Linked DNA regions of Homo sapiens: region 1 is linked to region 2. A link is an interaction called in ENCODE POLR2A ChIA-PET data of the cell type or tissue named here. Cell type or tissue: HepG2. All regions are shown on one strand. Each heading gives the region's core, and the rest is flanking DNA. Links, peaks and the distances in the headings are about the cores only.

Region 1 (5,377 bases), core at 300-5,299, 160 kb after region 2:
TGCTGTAATCCCAGCACTTTGGTAGGCTGAGGAGAGCAGATCATTTGAGGTCCCAGGTTCAAGACCAGCCTGGCCAACATGGCGAAACTCTGCCCCTACTAAAAATACAAAAATTAGCTGGGCTTGGTGGCGGCACCTGTAATCCCAGCTACTCAGGAGGCTGAGGCAGGAGAATCGCTTGAACCTGCGACGTGGAGGTTACAGCAAGCCAGGATGGTGCCATTGTACTCCAGCCTGGGCGACAAAGCAAGATTCTGTTTCAAAAAGAAAGAAAGACAGAAAGAAAAAAAAAGGGCCCTTAAAAGGATTCTGTCTCTCTCTCTCACTCACTCACTCTCCTTCTATAACTCCATCTCCTGCTTACCCACAAAAGAAAAAAAATCCTCCCTCCTCTCTAAGGGCTATGAGCACAGAAGAAAAATCAATTCAATTCCATTTCAACCATTAAATAAACACTCTCATCGTATGATTTGAGTCAACAGAACTATTAGGTTGGTGCAAAAGTAACTGTGGTTAGACCGGACGTGGTGGCTCCTTTCTGTAATCCCAGGACTTTGGGAGGCCAAAGCAGGCGGATCACCTGAGGTCAGGAGTTCGAGACCACCCTGGCAAACATGGTGAAACCCTGTCTCTACTAGAAATACAAAAAAGCCAGGTGTGGTGGCACGCGTCTATAATCCCAGCTACTCAAGAGGCTGAGGCAGGAAAATTGCTTGAACTCAAGAGGCAGAGGTTGCAGTGAGCTGAGACTGGGCCACTGCACTCAAGCCTGAGTGACAGAGACTCAGTCTCAAAAAAAAAAAGTAATTGTGGTTTTTACCATTAGTTTCAATAGCAAAAACTGCAATCACTTGTGCACCAACCTAATGGGTTTGAATTCTGGCAGGTCACTAGTTGTAAAAGAAATCACATTACTGCCCAAGATCCAGTTTCCTCATCTGTAAAATGGGGATAACAGTATGATTGTGGGAATCAAAAAGAATGCACAGGTGTGCCCCTTGCAATGTGCTTATGCTATAACAGGGGTTCACTGGAGGACCATCCCTCTTTCTTTTCCCTTTTTTCAGAAACTAGAATGATAGGGGAGAGAGAGAATTCAACTCAACCAATATGTGCTAAGCACCGTGGAAGGTGTGACTAGCGGATAAAAAGATGAATACGGCACTGAAGTGGGTCTTGGGTTGTCACAGGGGTGTGCAGAGTGAGCTGGAAGTTCACAGTCCTGAACTGAGTTTTCTCTTGGGCAAGTCACTCCACACTTAGTGGGTCTTCAATGTCTTCCCTTTTCAGTACAAGAAAGGGCTGTCAGGGCAGGCACACAGTGGCTCATATCAAAAATCCCAACACTTTGGGAGGCTAGGTAAGAAGATTGCTTGAGGCCAGGAATTCGTGACCAGCCTGAGCAACATAGCAAAAGCCCATCTCTGCAAAAAAACAAAAAAAAAAAACATAAAAAATGAGCCAGGGCTGGGGCGGTGGCTCACACCTGTAATCCCAGCACTTTGGGAGGCTGAGGTGAGTGGATTACCTGAGGTTAGTAGTTTGAGGCCAGCTTGGCCAACATGGTGAAATCCCGTCTCTACTAAAAAAGCAAAAATTAGCCAGGTCTGATGGTGGGTGCCTGTAGTCCCAGCTACTTGGGAGGCCAAGGCAGGAGAGTTGTTTGAACCTGGGAGGCAGAGGTTGCAGTGAGCCAAGGTCGTGCCACTGCACTCCAGCCTGGGTGATGGAGTGAGACTCCATCTCAAAAAAAAAAACAAAAAACAAAAAAAAAGGCCGGGCATGGTGGCTCACGCCTGTAATCCCAGCACTTTGGGAGGCCAAGGCAGGCGGATCATGAGGTCTGAAGTTCGAGACCATGCTGGCCAACATGGTGAAACCCTGTCTCTACTAAAAATACAAAAAAAGAGCCAGGTGTGGTGGCACGCACCTGTAGTCCCAGCTACTCGGGAGGCTGAGGCAGGAGTATCGCTTGAACCCGGGAGGCAGAGGTTGCAGTGAGCCCAGATTGCACCACTGCACTCCAGCCTGGTAACAGAGCGAGACTCTGAGAAAGAAAGAGAGAAAGAGAGAAGGAGAGCAGGAGGGAGGGAAGGAAGGAAGGAAGGAAGGAAGGAAGGAAGGAAGGAAGGAAGGAAAAAAAAGAACGAAAGAAAGAAGGAAGGAAGGAAGGAAAGAAAGAAAGGGCTTTGACTAGTTTGCTGCTAAAGTCCCAACCAGCTGTATAAAGTGCTCCAAGTGAATAGAAAACATACTTATCTCACTGCACAAGGGTTATTTGCCCTGGCTGTCAACCTTCCTCTCTGACTAATCCTTCTTCTTCTGTCCTTGCTGTCCCTAAACATAGCAGTCCCCAAGGGATCCATACAAGCCCCTTTCTCTTTTACTACAGCATTTTCTCTCCGTGTGATCTCACCCACTCTCATCCCTTGATAGACTTCCCTCTCTTCAGATGCCTCTGCAGAGGAAAGTGTCCTCCACAGAGCCCTCCTGGACCTATGAAGTTATTACTTTATCTATTTATTTATTTATTTATTTATTTATTTATTTTTGAGACGGAGTCTCACCTGTGGCCCAGGCTGGAGTGCAATGGCACGATCTCGGCTCACTGCAACCTCCGCCTCCTGGGTTCAAGCAATTCTCCTGCCTCAGCCTCCTGAGTGGCTGGGATTACAGGCATGCACCACCATGCCTGGCTAATTTTGTATTTTTAGTAGAGACAGGGTTTCACTATGTTGGCCAGGCTGGTCTTGAACTCCAGACCTCAGGTGATCTGCCTGCCTCGGCCTCCCAAAGTGTGGGGATTACAGGCATAAATCACTGCACCTGGCCTATGAAGTTATTACTAATCTCTCCATCCTTTGTACTCCCATAGAATCCATCCCTTTGGTTTGGCAGTTGCATTAGCTAGTTGTGGATGAGTCTCTCTGTCCCCTCCCTCCACCCTCACCGTAAGACTCTGAGCTCCCATTGGGCAGGAATTGTATATTTCATTGCACTTTGTACCCCTCATAAAACCCAACACAGAATAGGCCTCAAACAAGTAAATGTTTGTCGACTTCAGTCTAATTGAAGGGCATAGAATTTCAGAGAAAATCTTAAAGGCAGCATACATAAGAAAAAGTTAGGAAACACTAGGTAACTGCAAAGTGCAATGTGTTAGCTGTGCATTCCAGGGAGGGAGGAACAAACAACCAACCTTGTTTGCTCTTGGCCTGTCAGGTGCAGGGGAAGCAGGAGGGGCAGGGGAGGGGAGAGCAGGTGTGGGCTGGAGCTGAGACAGCCCAGGCAGGGGGTAGGGGGAGGTGGTATGGGGCCTCCCCAAGGCAGCTCTGGGGCCCTCTGACCCTGCAAGCTGGGCTTGACTTAGGGCACGTTGCATGGCAGCCCTCCATCCAGGTCCAACAAACTCCATCATCACCATTTAGCACCTTTCTTCTGCATGAAAAAGCTTCCCTTTGGAAAGACAAGGAAGAAGAAAAGAGAGAGAAAGAGAAAGGAAGGAATAGAGGGAAGGACAAAGAGAGGGGAGGGAAAAGAGAGAGAGAGAAAGAAAGAAAGAGAGATGAAGACCCTGCAAAAGGAGAGTGAAAAAGGAGAAAAGGGACAAGGATTCACAGGGTGTTGGGAAAGGGCAGCAAAGGGGCTTCCTAACACATCTTCCCCAGTGACTCTGAGATCTCAACCAGTGCTCAAAACGTTCTTCTTCCCTCAATCCAGAGAAGGAAACTCATTCTCTACTTAAGTGAGATAACCCAAGTGCAAAGCTTAAGTGATCTGTAAATATTACCCATTATTATTATTACCATTTTTCCCTCCTTCTCCTCCTTGCTACCCAGCTCACTTGCATATTAATGGGTTTAGACAAAAAAAAGGAAGGAAAATCCTTTAGTGGGGAAAGAGGGTTGGGAAGTGGGGAAGAATTTGGCTGGAGGACAGCTCGAGAGCTCCTGGACAAATTTATTTGTTCTTTTTAAATATTTTTATTTTAGTTTGGCCAACTGAGTCCCTGGCATGGACTAGGCCCTGAGGATACAGCAGGTCACAAGGGCCATGTGAATTTTTACAGTGTCTTAGAAATCAATAAGGTAATATCAATTACAATTTAAAAATATAAACTCTTACAGGTTTCTGTCCATTAATACTATTCAGGGATCTTTTTGTATAGAAATAAAAGAGCCAGTACACAATATATATTTAAAATAATGTTTCTTACCAGTTCTGTTTGTAGGGCAGAAGCAGAAAACAACCTGAATGCCTTTCAACAGAAGAAAGGTTGAATAAATTGTGGCACACCCATACTGTGGAACATTAAGCAGACACTAAAAAGAATGAGTTAGGTCTAAACTGGGTAGCTTGGAGGAATTTCCACAATTAAGTGAGAAAAAGAAAACTGATTGTTCAAGGTTGAGCGCCAAAATTAATTTCATCAGAAAATCCTGGATTGCTTCTAGGCACTGGAGATCTAGGGAATGCTTAAGTTGCCTCCAGGCTTTTGCTACTATAAAAGGTGCTACAATGTACATCCTTATACAGGAATCTTTGAAAAGGAATCTTTTGACATTTTAGTAGCTATTGCAAATTATTCTCCTGGCTGGGCTCAGCGGCTCACTCCTGTGATCCCAGCACTTTGGGAGGCTGAGGCAGGCGAATCGCTTGAGCCCAGGAGTTCAAGACTACGCTGGGTAACATAGTGAGGCCCCATCTCTATTAAAAAAAAAAAAAATCCCAGCACTTTGGGAGGCCAAGGCAGGCGAATCACTTGAGCTCAGGAGTTTGAGAACAGCCTGGGCAACATGGCAAGACCCCATCTCTACTAAAACTATAAAAAAATAGCTGGGCACAGTGGCACGTGCCTGTGGTCCCAGCTACTCAGGAGGCAGAGGTAGGAGGATGGCTTCAGCCCAGAGGGTGGAGGTTGCAGTGAGCTGAGATCACCCACTGCACTCCAGCCTGGGTGTCAGGGCAAGACCCTGTCTCCAACAACAACAACAACAACAACAAAAAGAAAGAAAGAAAGAAAGAAAGAAAGAAAGAAAGAAAGAAAGAAAGAAAGAAAGAAGGAAAGAAAGAAAGGAAAAGAAAAGAAAAGAAAAAGGTTTTAAATTTTAAAAATTTCTCCAAAAATTTGAACTAATTTACATGCTTCCCTGTAATATATGAGAGGGCCTATTTCCCTTCATTTTCACCAACACTGGATATTATTAATCTTTTTAATCTTGGGACTCAAATAGTCAAAAATATCATTTATTATATTTATATAAATTTAAGCATCTTAATGTGCTTATAATCTTTTAAACACATTGAGCATCTTTTAATGTGGTTATATCTATTTGTATGTCTTCTGTGACTTATGTTGCTCATTTTTCTTTGGGGC
Region 2 (5,377 bases), core at 53-5,052:
ATGAATGAGAAACACACCTGACTGTGTTCAGCCTCCGAAACCTGGGCGTTACTTGTACTAACATTTGGCTCAATCTGACTAACACCAAGCGTTAAATGACATATGCATATATAAAATATTTGACTCATAGAACGTGCTCAATAGTTTTGCCTAAAATAGAGGGAAGCAATTCAAATGAGCAGTTTTTTTTTTAAAGGATTTAATCATCTTTCAAAGTAACTTCATCTCTATTGTTTTATCCCCCAAATGCCTGGGAGGTAGACAGATGCTCTTTAGACTAGGTAAGGCATCTCAGAGAGACTAAGTGACTAAGCCAGGGCCCCAGGGGCTGGTGGCAAGATGGAGACAGGCACCCAGGCCTCCTCACCTAGGTCTCCCCGGCACTGGAGCATGTCAGTGTCTGAGGTTGGCCAGAATGACTTATTCACTTATTTAATTCCCTCAACAGCCCTAGGAGGTTGGGATTAATATATCTCCCATTTTTACAAATGTGGAAACTGAGGCTCAGAGAGATTAAGTGACTTGCCCAAAGTCCCACAGCAGGCTGGGTGTGGTGGCTCAGACCTGTGATCTCAGCACTCTGGGAGGCTGAGGCAGGCAAACTGCTTGAGCTCAGGAGTTTGAGAACAGCCTGGGCAACATGGCGAAATCCCATCTCTAGAAAAAATACAAAAATTAGCCAGGCGCAGTGGTGCACACCTGTAGTCCCAGCTACTTGGGAGGCTGAGGAAGGAGAATCGCCTGAGCCCAGGAAGCAGAGGCTGCAGTGAGCTGAGATCACACCATTGCCCTCCATCCTAGGCGACAGGAGTGAAACCCTGTTCAAAATAAAACAAAACAAACAAAAAAACCCTAAAATCAAACAAACGAACAAAAAAAAACAAAAACAAAAACAAAAAAGTCTCACAGCACCGGGATGTGAACCCAAGCAGTCTGGCTCCAGAGTCCCTATCCTTAACTACCACTTGCATCCATCTCTAAAGTCTAGCTCATCACTGCACTGTTCTGCCCCTTAGGCTTGTCATATATTTTGGAGATCTTTCCATATCAGTGCACAGAAAGCAGTCTTATTCTTCCGACCAAAACCCTTGAATGAATGAAAAATATATATGTATATATATACACATATATTTGTTGTTGTTGTTGTAGAAACGGGATCTCGCTATGTTGACCAGGCTGGTCATGAACTCCTGGCCTCAAGCAATCCTCCTACCCAAAGGGCTGGGATTACAGGCATGAGCCACCGTGCCCAGCCTGAATATTTTATAAAATGTCTCCTATTGATAGACATTTGGCATTAAGTACATTCAAATCGTGGGCAGCCATCGCCATCATCCATCTCCAAAACACTGCCAGCTTCCCAACCTGAAACTCTCTACCCATTAAATGTGACCTCCCCATTCCTCCCTTCTCCAGCTCCTGGAAACCGCGTCTGCTTTCTGTCTCCACGACATTCACTACACTAGGTATCTCATACAAGTGGAATCACATAGTATTTATTCTTTTGTGACTGTCTTATCTTTCTGCTATTACAAATCATGTTCTGGTGAATTTCACTGGAGTTACTATATTGTGAGAATTTAAAGAAAAAGGATAAATTATACAGATATATCTGGCATAATACAGAGGAACCAACAATTAGGGAGGGAAAGTGGGCAACTGGGGGAGAGAAAAAGGGAGAGTTTTTTAAAAATTCCTATTCTTTTTATACCTTTAGAATTCTGTATCTTGTTCATATATTACCTCCTCAAAAATATTTGTTTAAAAATTAAAGGTAACCACTAGAAAAAGATAATAGAAGATGCACAAATTCCAAGCCCTTTATTGACCCTTATGGCACAGACCACAAACTGTCCAATAAAATCCATGTCCTATTGTGTTGTCCATAGTCATAGAACAGAAGCTGGCAGGTGGCTGGCCTGCTACACATTTCCCAGCCTCCTCTGCAATGAGGCTTGTCCATGTAGCTGAGACCCACAGTGGCATCTGAGGGGAAGTGATGTGCCTTTTCCAGGCCAGTGGCTCCCCCTCCATGCTTTCTGTCCCCTTGCTGTGAGCCAGTGCAAGGATGTGGCTGCAGCCCAGCCTCAGCCATGAAGATAGCACGACGCCCAAAGAGATGGTAGAGAAACATGATGGAAGGAGCCTGGGTCCCTGAATAATCCTGTGGGGCAGAGCTAGCTGCCCACCTGGAACTTGAGCTGTTATACAGGACAGAAATAAACTGTCTCATTTAAGCTAGTACATTTGGGGATCGTTTTGTTACAGCAGCTAGTACCACTTTAACTAATATAACCCATTTGGGGTTATTGGAAACTGCTTCCAGTGATATCAGGGAAAGATTTCCAGGGAAGAAAGGAAGGAATGGAAGCTAAAGTGGTGCTTGAAGCTCTTCTTGAGGCATCTGACAACACACCAGACTCAGAGGTTTTGGGGTGAGTTGGGAGGAACATCTCCATTTTCAACAAAAATTCCTAGTCATGATCTGATCTTGTTTGGGCTGATCCCATCACCAGGCTGCAGTGACAACAGTCAGGATCATGGACTTTGGCCCTCTCTCAGTCACTAACTTACATAGCCTGCCTGTGCAAGTTACCTCACAGCTTGGACTTGTATTATTTTTAAAATTAGGCAGAAGCAGGGACAGGAGGTAGAAGCAAGTCTCTCCAGGGCCCCTTCCTGTCCTACGGTGTATGAGGCCACGCCCAGCTTAGAGGGAGAACAGGACAAGGACTCAGGTCTGACTCCTTGGGTCTAGGCTTTTCCCTAGGACCTGCTGGATTAAATGTTGACTTTAAGGGGTTAAATGTCAGATGCAAAAATGGCAGCAGGTAATGTACCACCCACAAGCCAAGAGCTGGTTGCTAGTTTGAAGTTTCACAAGCCAGTCCTGCAAACAGGTGATGGGGGAGGATCATCCTAGGGTGTCAAGAGTTCGACGGGACATCCTAGGATATCAAGAGTTCAACGTCTTCTCACTAGACCACTGAAGCATCTCCACTTTAAACTACAATTCCTGCTTAAGACCTCATCTTGTGTGGGCTCAGCCCATCTCCTCTGTGCCTCTGCTGAGCATAAAAATATGCAGCTTTGATCCCTTGGGACTTACTGGCTCCAACAACAAATCAGTGTGGATATGAGACTTTGAACCTTGCTTGATTTCTCAACTTGGTAAATAAGAACATGGAGCAGGTGTGGAGAAGCAATCCGGGTGAGAGGTGGCTGGAAGATCCCAGAAGTTGGCTAATTTCAAAAACAGCCAGCATCTCAGCTGAAGTGCCATCTGAACCTACCTGAAGTTCGGTGTAGAGTCCAAGGGAGGGGCAGAGGACACTCACCAACTGGCCTTCTCGGGCAGAGCGGGGCACACCCCCAACACCCAGAGGGAGGAGGAACAGCCCAGCCCCACCCCCAATCTGGCTCGCTCCCCTTCCCCTCTGCCTCCTTCCAAGCTGCTTCTCCAAACCTCCCAAGGCAGCAAAGACAGAGCCTATTTAAAACAACCTCCAGAAGGTAATTAAACAGAGCCTGAAGGGGATCCTTCTGTAAGGCAAAGAATGCCTCCATAAAACAAACAAAAAAAACTTCCTAATTTATCAGTTGGGCCAATCGCATTATACCTCACCATTAATTTTGTTGCCATGGTTACTCCCAGGTAATATGTACCTATTGCAAGTCTATGTCAGGTGAGGGTACCCCCAATTCTACAGACTCACGAAAGAAGAGGGACTCTTCGCCTAGTTCTGCAGCATAGCACACAGCAGCAGTTGCAACTTCCCTATACACGCAGTTTGTTTCTATCCAGACCTGGGTTTAAATTCTAGATCTCCCGCTTGCTGGCTATGTGATTTAGGGCAATACGCTTAATCTTTCTGAGCCTCCTCTTCCTCATTTGTAATATGAGGATGTGAATATTTTCAAGGTTATTGTGAAAATTAATAATTAATTTAACAAATTTACTTATTTAACAAATATTTATTGAGCATCTACTATGTGCTGAACACTGCTCTAGGTGCTAAGGACACATCAGTGACAAAAACAGGCCAAAATCTCTGCTTTTGTTGAGTTTAGAGGGTTGCACAGACAGACAAACGATAAGCAACACAAACAATAAATAAGCACATTTTCTGATATGTTAGAAGGAAAAGTGCTTCAGGAAACTAGGGAAAATAGACCAGGACAAGAGGATAGCAAGTGTGAGCAGGTGGCAGAGATGGAGATTACAGACATAAGTAAGATAGTCAGGGTGGGTCTCACTGAGGTGATATTGGAGGAAACACTTGAAGGAGAGAATGAGTCATGCAGCTATCTAGTGGGAGATTGCTCTGGTAGACAGAACAGCCAGTGCAAAGGCCCTGAGGCAGAAGTGGGCCTGTCTGGTATGTTTGAGAGACAGCAAGGAGACCAGTGTGACTGCAGTGGACCAAATAGGGGAGAGCAGTAGGAGACAAGATCAGAGAGGACTGGGGGCTTTGCAGGCCAGGTTAAGGACTATGGCTTTTACTCTAAGTGCAAAAGAGGAACACTATAGTTTCTATTAGAGCAGTGGTTCTCAACTAGGAGGTGGATTTTGCACCCAGGGGACATTTGGCAACATCAGAAAACATTTTTGATTGTCATGACTGGGGAGGGGAAGCTAATGGCATCTACTGGGTCACAGCCAGGCAGGTTGCTAAACACCCTCAGTACACTGGACAGCCCTCGCAAAAAAGAATAATCTGGCTCCAAATGCCAATCGTGCCAAGTCTGAGAAACCCTGGAGCAGAGGAACAAACAATGTCCTGTATAATTTCACAGGTCACTCTGTGTGCTGTATCAGCAATGGACAGAGGAGCCCAGGTAGTATAGGCAGATCATCCAGGAGGCCACTGCAGGGACCCAGCCCACAAATGCATCTACAGCACTCAGTACGACACCTAGCACATCATACAAATGACTCACCTCCTACTGATCACTTGCCTGTTCTGTGCTACCAGTTAGGGCCATGCTGGGCCTGGCCCAGAGGGGCAGGGTGCTGACCAGGATCCCCAGAGCTTGATGCTAGGAGTCAGGGTAAGACTAGTGGGTCAGCCAAGCCTTCCCTTCGGCATCTGACAAACCTGCTGACGCCCACAGAAGACTTGGGGCACAAGTATTTTTAAGCCTGCCTCTGGTATTTGCTCTGTTATTTTCAGCAAAGCCCAAACACAGCTGACCCCATTGCCTTCCTGCCAGAGAAGACTTGCAGGATCTCTTGCATCCCAGCAGCTCTTTCTCCTAGGCAGGTCGCAGACAGAAATCCATCCTGCATGGGGGCTCTGAGCAATCCATACATTCATTACCCTGGGTGCAGGGTAGGCACTTAGGAAAGGTTGGCTGGTTCCCAACCTCTGGGGAA

The links. ChIA-PET counts read pairs that join two places held together with the same protein. Peaks named below come from ENCODE experiments on the same cell type or tissue, not always from the same donor. Only the 100,000 strongest peaks of a DNase experiment are listed, where the experiment ranks them.
Region 1: POLR2A ChIA-PET joins it to region 2 with 8 read pairs; 3 of 35 experiments call an interaction of 5 or more read pairs at or near these places.

What each region holds. Positions count from the first base shown.
Region 1 is chr2:73,188,725-73,194,101 of GRCh38, forward strand. No RefSeq gene overlaps it. Among named protein-coding and RNA genes, the nearest start is that of NOTO, 11 kb to the right of the region's middle. In HepG2, for the core only: no CTCF peak of the experiment used is centred there; a DNase peak (open chromatin) is centred at 3,057.
Region 2 is chr2:73,029,248-73,034,624 of GRCh38, forward strand. All of the region lies in intron 3 of SFXN5 (sideroflexin 5), which reads right to left. Among named protein-coding and RNA genes, the nearest start is that of SFXN5, 40 kb to the right of the region's middle. In HepG2, for the core only: no CTCF peak of the experiment used is centred there; DNase peaks (open chromatin) are centred at 2,564, 3,144 and 4,754; H3K4me3 peaks cover 1,353 bases.